Linked DNA regions of Mus musculus: regions 2 and 3 are each linked to region 1. A link is a loop called in an ENCODE intact Hi-C map of the cell type or tissue named here. Cell type or tissue: heart. All regions are shown on one strand. Each heading gives the region's core, and the rest is flanking DNA. Links, peaks and the distances in the headings are about the cores only.

The links. A loop is a pair of places that touch in the nucleus more often than their neighbours do. Peaks named below come from ENCODE experiments on the same cell type or tissue, not always from the same donor. Only the 100,000 strongest peaks of a DNase experiment are listed, where the experiment ranks them.
Region 2: a loop joins it to region 1, with 2.6 times the contacts of the local background. A loop is called at or near these places in 3 of 42 quality-filtered maps.
Region 3: a loop joins it to region 1, with 2.2 times the contacts of the local background. A loop is called at or near these places in 4 of 42 quality-filtered maps.

Annotation. Positions count from the first base shown.
Region 1 is chr8:106,009,505-106,013,469 of GRCm38, reverse strand. It overlaps Ddx28 (DEAD box helicase 28), which reads left to right and starts at 1,984. Exons shown (of 1, transcript NM_028038.3): 1 at 1,984-3,854. The coding sequence starts at 2,046. The coding sequence ends at 3,668. It overlaps Dus2 (dihydrouridine synthase 2), which reads right to left and starts at 1,992. Exons shown (of 16, transcript NM_025518.4): 1 at 1,892-1,992. In heart, for the core only: no CTCF peak of the experiment used is centred there; a DNase peak (open chromatin) is centred at 1,989; H3K4me3 peaks cover 1,912 bases; H3K27ac peaks cover 1,382 bases.
Region 2 is chr8:105,852,814-105,856,778 of GRCm38, reverse strand. Thap11 (THAP domain containing 11) reads right to left here and starts at 1,676. Exons shown (of 1, transcript NM_021513.2): 1 at 1-1,676. The coding sequence starts at 1,418. The coding sequence ends at 501. It also overlaps a transcript of Cenpt not described here. In heart, for the core only: a CTCF peak has its summit at 1,991; a DNase peak (open chromatin) is centred at 1,698; H3K4me3 peaks cover 1,422 bases; H3K27ac peaks cover 1,465 bases.
Region 3 is chr8:105,936,420-105,940,384 of GRCm38, reverse strand. It overlaps Psmb10 (proteasome (prosome, macropain) subunit, beta type 10), which reads left to right and starts at 1,993. Exons shown (of 8, transcript NM_013640.3): 1 at 1,993-2,430; 2 at 2,619-2,706; 3 at 2,794-2,891; 4 at 3,004-3,144; 5 at 3,404-3,519; 6 at 3,631-3,689. The coding sequence starts at 2,375. It overlaps Lcat (lecithin cholesterol acyltransferase), which reads left to right. Exons shown (of 6, transcript NM_008490.2): 6 at 245-834. The coding sequence ends at 813. In heart, for the core only: CTCF peaks have their summits at 2,342 and 3,380 (motif pointing right); DNase peaks (open chromatin) are centred at 2,284, 2,724 and 3,244; H3K4me3 peaks cover 1,817 bases; H3K27ac peaks cover 2,072 bases.

The sequences.
Region 1 (3,965 bases), core at 546-3,045:
CAGGCCCTGGCCTGCATCCTCACTACAATAAAGAAGAAAAATAAAATTAAATAACCTATGTCCTATGTTTGTTTTTTTTTTAAGGTGGGTCTTGCTATTACAGTACAGGTTGACTGGAACATGCTATACAGACCAGGCCGGCCTCCAACTCAGAGATCTACCTGCCTCTGACTTTTTTTTTTTTTTTTTGGAGGGGGGGGGCGGTTGAGACAGGGTTTCTCTGTGTAGCCCTGGCTGTCCTGGAGCTCACTTTGTAGACCAGGCTGGCCACAAACTCAGAAATCCACCTGCCTCTGCCTCCCAAGTGCTGGGATTAAAGGCGTGCGCCACCACGCCCGGCGCCTCTGAATTTTAAGTGCTGGAATTCACAGCATTTGCCACCACACTCAACTAAATTTTAATCTATGTAATGGTAAAGTCATCAATAGGTAGTTATTAGGAGTTCTAGGAACCTCAAAGATACCAAAATCTGAGGATACTCAAGCTCCTACATAAAATTCCTAGGTACTTTTGATTTTAGGGGGGAATTGAATTCAGGACTTCACAAACGCTAATAGGCAAGCACTTTATCACAAAGCTATGCCCCAACGCTCTCCCACATGATTTAAATCATCTGCAAACTGCTTATGACTAATGCAATATAAACATGATGTATATACTTGTTATACTGTATTGTTAGGGAGTAACATTAAAGAAAAATGTCTATACATATTTAGTACAGACACATTTTTTTTCATGAATATTCTCACTCTACAGTGGAAAATTCCACAGAGGTCCACCTATAAATATGGAGGGCCAGCTCTAATGAATGAAATTAAACTTTTTTTTTTTTTAGATTTATTTATTTATTATATGTAAGTACACTGTAGCTGTCTTCAGACACTCCAGAAGAGGGAGTCAGATCTTGTTACAGATGGTTGTGAGCCACCATGTGGTTGCTGGGATTTGAACTCCGGACCTTCGGAAGAGCGGTCGGGTGCTCTTACCCACTGAGCCAACTCACCAGCCCATGAATGAAATTAAAACACTTTCTCCAGACGTTAGGAACCTCCCAGGTAATCAATCCACAAACATTGACCTTATCTCCCACTCCAGACACTTGATGCCCATTTTTTCAGATATGTTCAAAAAGTATGAAGTAAAAAAAAAAAATTAAACGTTTAATAACCTGAACCACTAAATTCATGTCAAGTAGTCTGCTTGACCGGTGCTATGTGAGATAAGTTTCATCACTCCAGGAGGGTAACGGGACCCTTCTTTCTACTTCTAGTCAGGCAATTCGGAATCTGCCTGAGAAGCCAGTGGCTATGAGCAGACCGCTAGAGTGATGGGTCCAGGCTGAGATGCATGGGGGGGGGGGGGGGGCGACGACAAGGAAAGGAGGGTGAAACTTGCCTGGAGAGGTAGGGTCAAAGTGTAAAAAAAAAAAACCTGAGAAACTACACCTGAAAGAACGGAGACCATCTCTCTAACTTCAAAGACGAAATAAGCTGAAGGCCACCAGCATGCACTCTGGGTTCTAAACTAAAGAACTGGGTTGAGCTTAAACCCAGACTCCCAACTTCTGTCTCAGTCCCCTGGCCTACCATTCATTCAGTCTCAGCAAACTTGCATCACCCAGGCTTTGAGTGGATTGCATATCTACGAAAACATCGTCGAACTTTGTACCTTTGGAGTTCTATGGGATGACTGAGCGAGGCAATGAAGACCACAAGTTAAGACTATCAGAAATTAAGCACTCAAATGACAGAGGCCATCCTCACTCGATTCCTTGAGCCAGGGACCCATGGCCCCCTCCTACTGCGGACTCCCATTCCTGCCTCCACCGAGTACCCTTCCCCAAAGATGACTCCAATCTGGACATCGCCATGCCGGGTGGAAACCTACAGACCTCGCAGCCACTGAACTCTTAAGGATCCTCCTCCCTCCTTCCAGCCGGTGCTGCAGCGCCACACGCCACCCTGATCCGCGCCAGCCACCGTACTCCAGACTACGGTGGCGTGCTTGACGTCATTAGCGCGCGCCTCTTCTGCATCAAGGGAAATATGGCTTTAGCCGGGCCATCGCGGCTGCTGGCGTTAGCAGTACGGTTGCTTCTGGAGCCTCGACGGAACCTAGTGGTGCGCGGTTCCGACCAGTCCTTGCCAGTGGTGCGCGTTCCGCGGGCTCTGCAGCGACGGCAGGAACAGCGACAGAGCGGCCGTGGGAGTTTGCAGCGGCCAGTGCTAGTGCGCCCCGGTCCCCTGCTGGTCTCGGCGCGGCGGCCGGAGTTGAACCAGCCCGCACGCCTCACGCTGGGCCGTTGGGAGCGAGCGCCACTGGCTTCCCGTGGCTGGAAGCATCGGCGATCGCGGCAAGACCATTTCTCCATAGAGCGAGTGCAGCAAGAGGCGCCCGCCCTGAGGAACCTCTCGTCCCGGGGCAGCTTCGTGGACCTGGGTCTGGAACCCCGAGTGCTGCTGGCGCTTCAGGAGGCTGTCCCCGAAGTTGTGCAGCCAACCTCAGTGCAGTCGAAAACCATCCCCCCACTGCTTCGAGGCCGCCACCTCCTTTGCGCTGCGGAAACTGGCAGTGGCAAGACGCTTAGCTACCTACTGCCCCTATTTCAGCGGCTCCTGAGAGGGTCAGACCTGGACTCCCGCAGTTTCACGGCTCCTCGAGGCTTGGTTCTGGTACCTTCCCGAGAACTAGCCGAACAGGTGCAGGCAGTGGCCCAGTCACTGGGTGGGTACTTGGGCCTGCAGGTGATAGAACTTGGCGGAGGCCTCGGGATGAGTAGGCTCAAACTTCAGCTGTATAGACGACCGGCAGCCGATGTGTTAGTGGCTACTCCAGGGGCGCTGTGGAAGGCTCTGAAAAGTCAACTGATCAGCTTACAGCATCTTAACTTCATAGTGCTAGATGAAGTAGACACACTGCTAGATGAAAGCTTCCTGGAACTGGTGGACTACATCTTGGAAAAGAGCCCTATAGCAGAAAGTCCAGCCGAGTTAGAAGACCCCTTTAATCCCAAAGCCCAGTTAGTGCTGGTGGGAGCCACGTTTCCAGAAGGCCTAAACCAGTTACTGAGTAAAGTCACCAGTCCAGACAGTCTGACCACCATTACCAGCTCCAAGCTGCACTGTCTCATGCCTCATGTCAGACAGACATTTATGAGACTGAAGGGAGCAGACAAGGTGACAGAACTGGTTCAGATCCTCAAACAGCAGGACAAAGCAAGTAAGACGGAACCCTCGGGAACTGTCCTGGTATTCTGCAACAGCGCCAGCACCGTGAACTGGCTTGGGTACATTCTGGATGACCACAAGATTCAACATCTAAGGCTGCAAGGGCAAATGCCGGCCTCAATGAGGGCAGGTATCTTCCAGAGTTTCCAGAAGGGCTCCCAGAACATACTTGTCTGCACAGACATCGCCTCCCGAGGCCTAGACAGTGTCCACGTGGAAGTGGTTATCAATTACGATTTCCCCCCTACCCTGCAGGATTACATCCACAGAGCAGGAAGGGTGGGTCGTGTGGGCAGCGAAGTGCCAGGGTCCGTTATCAGTTTTGTGACCCACCCCTGGGATGTGAGCCTGGTTCAGAAAATTGAACTGGCAGCTCGCCGAAGGAGAAGCCTTCCAGGACTAGCATCTTCAGTGGGGGACCCTTTGCCTCAAAAGGCCTGATTTTTGGTTGGCTTGAATCTAGTGCTAGAGCAGGAAGTTGAACACTTGTCAGTGGGCGACATTGAGTCACGCCAGCCCTTGCCTCTCTGAAAGCATGATGAATTGTTTGGAGATTTGAAAAGTAAACTACTGGACAGGATTGGAAAGTAACGTTCAGAAAATAAAGTGGATTTTGACTTTACACTATGTCATGATTTCTTTTTCTTCTCATTGTATGTGTGTGTGGAGGTCAGAGGGCAGTTTTGTGTAGTCAGGATTCTCTTTCCACCTTTCTGTGTGTTCCAGGGATCTAACTTG
Region 2 (3,965 bases), core at 1,001-3,500, 160 kb after region 1:
TGGGTAGAGAGGTCCTAAGAGACAGAGGCACAGATCAGCTAGTCCCCATCAGAATCACAGACTGCACCTGAACCGGGTAGCATGGAAAGGAGAAACGATGTTACTGAGATCTCTTATCACTACACACAGCAAAGCTGTCTCTGATTGCTGGCCAACCTGAAGAAGTGGTTTCCTCAAACCCACAGTCCCTTAAGAGTTCCATCTGCACCCCCTCCAGGGTAAGTTCCAAGTTCAGTGGTTCTGAAGCCTGTGTATAACCAGAATCTGCAACATAAACTGGGGAGTGAGAGACAAAGTCATAACTGCTGGTGTCACCAGATTCTGAAGTCCCCAACTCTTACTTCACGAGGAGACGAAAGAAGGTGCCAACTGACCAACTGGAGTCCCGCTGTCCTAAACCTCGGCACTGTCAACAGGAATACTGGGGAGTACAACATTTGCCTGAGGATTCCTTGGGCTGGAAGGAGTCACGAATTCTGCAGGTTTCTGGGGGGAACCATTCACATGCCGTGCTTCTTACGGATGACAGCCATGGCAAGCAGACGATCCTTCTCTCGAAGTTCTTCACGGAGCTTGGCCTCGGTGAGACGCAGATGGCGGATGCTACCCTTCATCTCCTTCATCTTCACTTCCATCAGGGCCAAGATGTCCCGCTGCTCGTTCAGCTTGCGCAGGAGCTCCTCCTCCGTGGTACCCGAGGACAAGGAGTACGAGTGGTCAGAGCCAGTGTCAGGGAAGCCCTCTTCCCCTACCACCACCAGCTGAGGGCCCAGAGTGCACTCAGCGGCCTCCAGCCCAGCCGTAGCAGCCTCTAGCTCTGAGGCGGCGGCAGCGGCGGCTGCCCCTTCAGCAGCTGCAAACTCGACTTGCACTGTGAGGTCGATGGGCTTCACATCATCTCCCGAGGGAGTCGTGGACACGGGAACCACGGATCCCGGAGCCTGGTTGCTGTCTACGGCGGCCTGAAGCGTAAGAAGCACAGCTGCAGAGGCAGACACCAGGTTCGGCTGCAACTGGGTGGTCTGGGCAGTGGAGGAGGACGGAGACGGCTGCTGCTGTTGCAGCTGCTGCTGTTGCTGCTGCTGCTGTTGTTGTTGCTGCTGCTGCTGCCTACGGCGGGCTGCCGCAGCTCCCGCAGGTCTCCGAGCTACTTTGCGCTCATTGACGCCACGCAGCGGGAAAATGGTGGGAACGCGCACCGTGTAGGTCTTGCGGCCGCCCTGAAAGTGGACGCTGCAGAGACGGTGGCCGGTGGTGGGTTGGAAGGTGGAGAAGCACCCACTGACGCCAGCACGGGACACGTTCTTGAGCCAGAGGCGCCGCAACTCAGCGTCCTTGGGAAACGTGTAGAAGTGCAGCGCCTTGTCCCGGTGTGAATTGTTGTAGCAGCCCGGAACGCAGCACGTAAAGCCAGGCATGGCTGCGACGCGCGGCCCGGCCCACCGGCCTCTCGAGCTCTTCGACGGCCGGGTCTGGCCCCTGTCTCAGCTCCTCGACGGGCGGCGCCGCGCGAGGCTCTCAGAGGCCTCTCACTATTGCCGCCCGGCGCAGTCGTCCCGGGCCGAGGCCCCGTGCCCAGAATATGGTTGCGGACCGCCCGCGCCGCGCTACCCACCCGGCCGTCCGCCTGCGCTTCGGAGTCGGCCCGGGGGACGCCGCGAAGGACCGCCTGGAAAGGAGGACTACGCCCCCCACAATGCACTGCGCCAGAAGCCTCTCACTTCCGGGATGGGGCGGGCTTATTCCGGCGGCTTTCCTGGACACCGCGATATCCTGTTCAGAGTCGATTATTTTCCAGATGAAGCTCGTCCTAAGCGAAAGGTAAAAATGTATTCGAATGGAACGTTATGGCATGGGCTACCCTTCACAAGGATCCGGAATCCTGATGGTACCGGGCGCGTGCCTGGTGAGCGCAAGCGCTCTGGGTATAAGAACACAAAGACTACAAGTTCCATGATGCCTCAGAAGAACGTTTTGGTGCGGCCGCGGGCTGCAGCGCCTCCTAAAGGAGAGGTGGAGTTCCTGCAGACCAGGATTTGAATGAGGTTCTGCAGCTTGCTATAAAAAACACCCCACCCCACCCCACCCCCGACCCCCAGTACCTTGGAGTGGACTGCATTCTTTAGCCTAGAGGAAACCCGAGTCCTCCCAGAAGAACTTCTGGAGTCAATTTCTTATATTGGGAGCACTCTCCCGACTCTCAGCTACCTCTTACATGGATGGACTCACTGACCTAAACCATGTCCCTACTAGCTGCTTACAATGTGCCAGACAGTGAAGGGAAAACACATTCAAGGCAATTGGTGGCACACGCCATTAATCCCAGCACTTAGGAGGCAGAGGCGGAGGCAGATTTCTGAGTTCGCGGCCAGCCTGGTCTAAAGAGTGAGTTCCAGGACAGCCAGGGCTACACAGAGAAACCCTGTCTCGAAAAAAAAACAAAAAACAAAAACCAACCAAACAAACCAATATATAAATATCGTATAATATTTTTCACATTTATTAATTTTAAAAACATTCAAAGTAATGGGAGATATGTTTATACATATATCATGTGTGAGAGTGGGGGAGTAATGTTTGCATTTATGCATGTTCATATGTGTGCCAGTGAGTGTCAATTTCTGGGTATCATTCATTCCTCAAGGCCCTTGGCCTTTTCTTTTTTCTTTTTTTTTTTTTTTTTTTGAGACAGGATTTCTCTGTGTAGCCCTGGCTGTCCTGGAACTCACTCTGTAGACCAGGCTGGCCTCGAACTCAGAAATCCACCTGCCTCTGCCTCCCAAGTGCTGGGATTAAAGGCGTATGCCACCACGCCGGCTGGCCTTTTCATTTTAGGCTGGCTGGCCAGTTAGCTGCAGGGATGCACCTCTAGCACTGCCATTATAGGCATGGGACACAATGCTTGGTATTTTTTTTATTTATTTATTTTTGGTTTTTCAAGACAGGTTTTCTCTGTGTAGTCCTTGCTGTCCTGAAACTCCCTCTATAGACCAAGCTGGCCTCGAACTCAGAAATCAGCCTGCCTCTGCCTCCTAAGTGCTGGGATTAAAGGCCTGTGCCACCACTGCCCTGCTCATGCCTGGCTTTTTAACTTGTGAGGAAGAATCACATTGATTCAAACCCACAAAGCATTAAAGAAGATACTCAATTTGACTCTACCTTCAGTACATAAATAGCCTTTAACATACTCATGGACATTCAAATAATATCTAGTAAGTTGAAAGTAGGGACTGTGCCTGGTCTTCAGCACCAAAAGCAAACAAAGTGCGCAATTTCTCCCCAGCACTGTCTTACCTATCCTCTGGACTTGGCATCTCTAGTGAAAAGCAAGAATCATATTGCATGTCTCTGCTTCTAATCTTGGGTCCTCTACATCTGTTTCCCTTGTGACTGCCAAAGAAAATCTGACAAGCCATGGGTCGCTCAAGGGGGCTGGAGAAATGGCTCAGGGTTTAAGAACACTGACTGCTCTCTGGAAGGTTCTGAGTTCAAATCCCAGCAACCACAGGCATGAATCACAAGTTCAAGGTCATCATCTGCTGCGTGGAAAGTCTGAGGCAAGTCTGAACTACATACAACCTGTCTCAAAACAAAACAACAGTCGGGCGGTGGGGCACACGCCTTTAATCCCAGCACTTGGGAAGCAGAGGTAGGCAGATTTCTGAGTTCGAGGCCAGCCTGGTCTACAGAGTGAGTTCCAGGACAGCCAGGGCAATACAGAGAAACCCTGTCTCAAAAAAAACAAAAAACAAAACAAAAACAAAAAAAAAACCCAAAACCTGTCTCAAAAAACCAAACCAAAAACAACAACAACAACGAAAAAAAAAAAGCAACAAAAAACCCAAACCAAAACAAAACCCAAACAAAACAACAACAAAACCCAAGACTTCTAAAGAAAATAAAAATTTAAACGGGGTGCAATAGAAAACACCTGTATTCTCGCTCACCTGCTCTTGCTTCTACTC
Region 3 (3,965 bases), core at 1,001-3,500, 74 kb after region 1:
ACCATGTGGTTGTTGGATTTGAACTCAGGACCTTCATAAGAACAGTAGTGCTCTTAACCGCTGAGCCATCTCTCCAGCCCCCGCAAATAAGCATACGGAGCACTTAACCGAACACCAGGCCTGCTCTTGTCTGTGTTTTGGAATCAAGATCAGGTTGTGGCAGAAACAAGGTGGAGTGCTTTTGCCGAGGTAAACTGTGGACCAGGCCCAGCTCCCTGTCCCACCTTGTTCTCCCCTGTCCTAGGTGACAACCAGGGCATCCCCATCCTGTCCAACATAAAGCTGAAAGAGGAGCAGCGCATAACCACGACTTCCCCCTGGATGCTCCCAGCCCCTCACGTGTGGCCTGAAGACCATGTGTTCATTTCCACACCAAACTTCAACTACACCGTCCAAGACTTTGAGCGTTTTTTCACAGATCTGCATTTTGAAGAAGGCTGGCACATGTTTCTTCAGTCTCGTGACCTACTGGAGCGCCTCCCCGCACCTGGTGTAGAAGTATATTGTCTCTACGGTGTGGGCAGACCCACACCCCACACCTACATCTATGACCACAACTTCCCCTACAAAGACCCCGTGGCTGCACTCTATGAAGATGGGGACGACACCGTAGCCACCCGCAGCACTGAGCTCTGTGGCCAGTGGCAGGGCCGCCAGTCGCAGCCCGTACATTTGCTGCCCATGAACGAGACAGATCACCTCAACATGGTCTTCAGCAATAAGACACTGGAGCATATCAATGCCATCCTACTGGGTGCCTACCGCACTCCTAAGTCGCCAGCTGCCAGCCCAAGTCCCCCACCCCCTGAATAAAGACCTAGCTGTTATAAATAAGTGCAGGGTGTTTGTTATGGGTTAAGGGGAAGGCACTACTAGGTTCCTTAGATAACCTGCATCACCTGGCTGATGCATGCTTGATCTGGGCTTAGGGGAACACGGGGTTCAGTGGGCTTTGCTAAGGCCCCAGACTGGACTGACTTTGAGATATGTAAATAGATTTTCATTGTCCTAGTTGAGCTGCTCAGGAAGCTTGCTCTGTGGCTTCCTTCTTAGGGGCCCAGGACAATATTCAGATCTGGGTATATGGCTGTTAGAATGGGGACACAGAGAAATAGGATTTGAAGTCGACTTTTGAGTTCTGGTTGGATACAGAAATTTATAATAAAGCATGGTGGTGCACGCCTTCAACTCAACACTTGGGAGGCAGAGGCAGGCAGATCTCTGTAGGCCACTCTGATACACACAGTTCCAGGACAGCCAAGACCACAGAGATTCTGTCCCCAAAACACAAACAAATAAATAGAATTTAAGATATTGGGGCTGGGGATTGTTAATGTAAGAACTTGGATTCCATGACAGCCGGAGCTATACAGAGAAAACCTGTCTCGAAAAAACAAACAAATAAATGGGGCTAGAGAGATGGCTCAGCGTCTGTTGAAAGAAGCTGTTTTTCCAGAGGACCCTGGTTCAATACCCAGCACCCACATGGCTGCTCACAAGTGTCTGTAACTCCAGTTTTAGGGGAGCTGACACCTCACACAGACATGCAGGCAAAACACCAACGCACATAAAATAAGCCATAAAAAAATTAAAAAATTAGGGCCACGTGGTGGTACACATGCCTTTAATCTTCTCATCCAGGCCAACCTTGTCTACAGAGCTTATTCCAGGGCAGACAGGGCTACACTCAACTACACTGAAAAACAGTTTTTCAAGCGCCCCCCCCCCCCAAAAAAAAAGTTTAGGATCTGAAGAAAAGACAGTTCATCTAAAGAAGATTTAATGTGAGACATTAGAGAGAGAGAGAGAGCAAGCACTCAGAAGTTAAGAGCATTTTTTTGCACTTGGAGAGGACCTGAGTTTGGTTCCCAACGCCCACGTGGTGGCACGCCCACATGGTGGCTCATGATCATCTGTAACTTCAGTTCCAGGGAATCTGATGCCCTCTTCTGACCTTGGTGGGCATGTGGCATGCACATACCACATTCACTCACACACATAACTAAGCCTGCAAGGGCTTCATTTCTACTTACTTTTAAGGGGTTATGTGTGTGAGTGTTTTACCTGAATACATGTATGTGCCTGCAGTGCTCAGGGGGTGTCAGCAGAGATGGGAATGGAGGATCTAAGGCGCACCATAGGTCTGGCAAGGAGTGTAATAGCCCCTTCCTCAAGTTATCTGGGACTAGCAGCAAAGACGAAAGTGAAAGAGAAGATGCACACAGCAGCCAACAGCCTCTGAACTAGGGTGGGGGTGAAAGCGAAAGTAGGAAGCGTCCGGAAAAACCCCACAGAAGCCAGGACAGACGCCTCTGCTCCCCCTGGCTGATCCACTCATCGAGACCCCCGCATTCTCACTTGGCCTTCCTGCGAGATGCTGAAGCAGGCAGTGGAACCCACAGGAGGCTTCTCTTTCGAGAACTGCCAGAGGTGAAAGGGGAGTGGAGTTCTAGTCACGAACTGCTGGTGCCTTGTTTTATTGGTGGAGTGGGGGAACCCTATGTTGGGTGACCAAGTAGGGGCTTAAGCCAGGAGATGAGTAGAAATGGGTTTGGGGACCGGTTCAGGGACCCTCCCTTGATGCAGAACTGAAACGCGAGTCACCCCAATGTTTCCAGGAATGCGTCCTTGGAACACGTCCTTCCGGGACTTCGGGTTCCTCATGCACGCAAGACCGGGACTACCATCGCGGGGCTTGTGTTCCGAGTAAGCGGGGTGATAAGGGCTGGAGGGCTAGAAGGGCAGCCACTGCGGAGATCAGGTGGGCATTAAGGCTGGGCTCTGCCTCTGCAGGATGGAGTCATCCTGGGAGCGGACACGCGGGCCACTAACGATTCGGTTGTGGCGGACAAAAGCTGCGAGAAGATCCACTTCATCGCCCCTAAAATCTAGTCAGTATGCCCCGGACCAGTCCCCATATTCAAACATAAGCTGCACTGTCGCTCACTCCCTACTTTGTCCCTGCACGTCCCTGTCCACATCCACCATCCCTTTGTCCCTTAGCTGCTGTGGGGCTGGAGTAGCTGCGGACACTGAGATGACTACGCGGATGGCAGCTTCCAAGATGGAACTACATGCGCTGTCCACCGGCCGTGAGCCTCGGGTGGCCACGGTCACCCGTATCCTGCGCCAGACGCTTTTCCGGTGAGCAAGTGGGGCTAAGATGACCCCTAAACGGGGTATCTGCAGGTGGGTGGAGTTGACAGGAGGCGGGACGTGGAGTGGGGGGGAGCGGGGCTGCGACCTGCAGGGAGACCGGAAGAAGACAGACCAAGCTGAGTTCCGGAAGAGGCAGCGTCAATTGCAGGACGCCAGGCCAAAGGAAGGGGTGGGACTCAGACCAAAAGGCAGTGTAATGGGCGGGGCCTGTCTGCTAACATTAACCCTGCCTGCTCCTCCACAGGTACCAAGGCCACGTGGGGGCATCACTGGTCGTGGGCGGGGTTGATTTGAACGGACCTCAGCTCTACGAGGTGCACCCACATGGTTCCTACAGCCGTCTGCCCTTTACTGCCCTTGGTGAGCTCTTCCACCCTTTAAATCACACGAATCCTGCTCCTGCAACCCCACCTTCAAGGTTTGTACCTCCGCAGCTAACAACTGACTTCGGATGCCCCTTCCCACCTGCAGGCTCTGGTCAGGGTGCAGCCGTGGCACTGTTGGAAGACCGGTTCCAGCCAAACATGACGGTGAGCGACTTCTTCATGCTCACTGGCGGGGAGTGCTGAAAAACCCTAGCCAAGTATAGAAATAAGAAAGGCTTGTAGGTGTGAAGGGGACAACTGAGTAGGGACTGAGTAAAGTTGAAGATGGGAGGGCCAGTCAGGAACCAAGCTTAGACCACAGAGAGAAGCAGAAGCTCACAACGGATCATTACTGAAGGAAGAGGTAAATGATGTTTGAGATTGGACTTGGGAGTGGGATAGAAGTAAGTGACTATGTGCTTCAGAGATAACTAAGGCCCA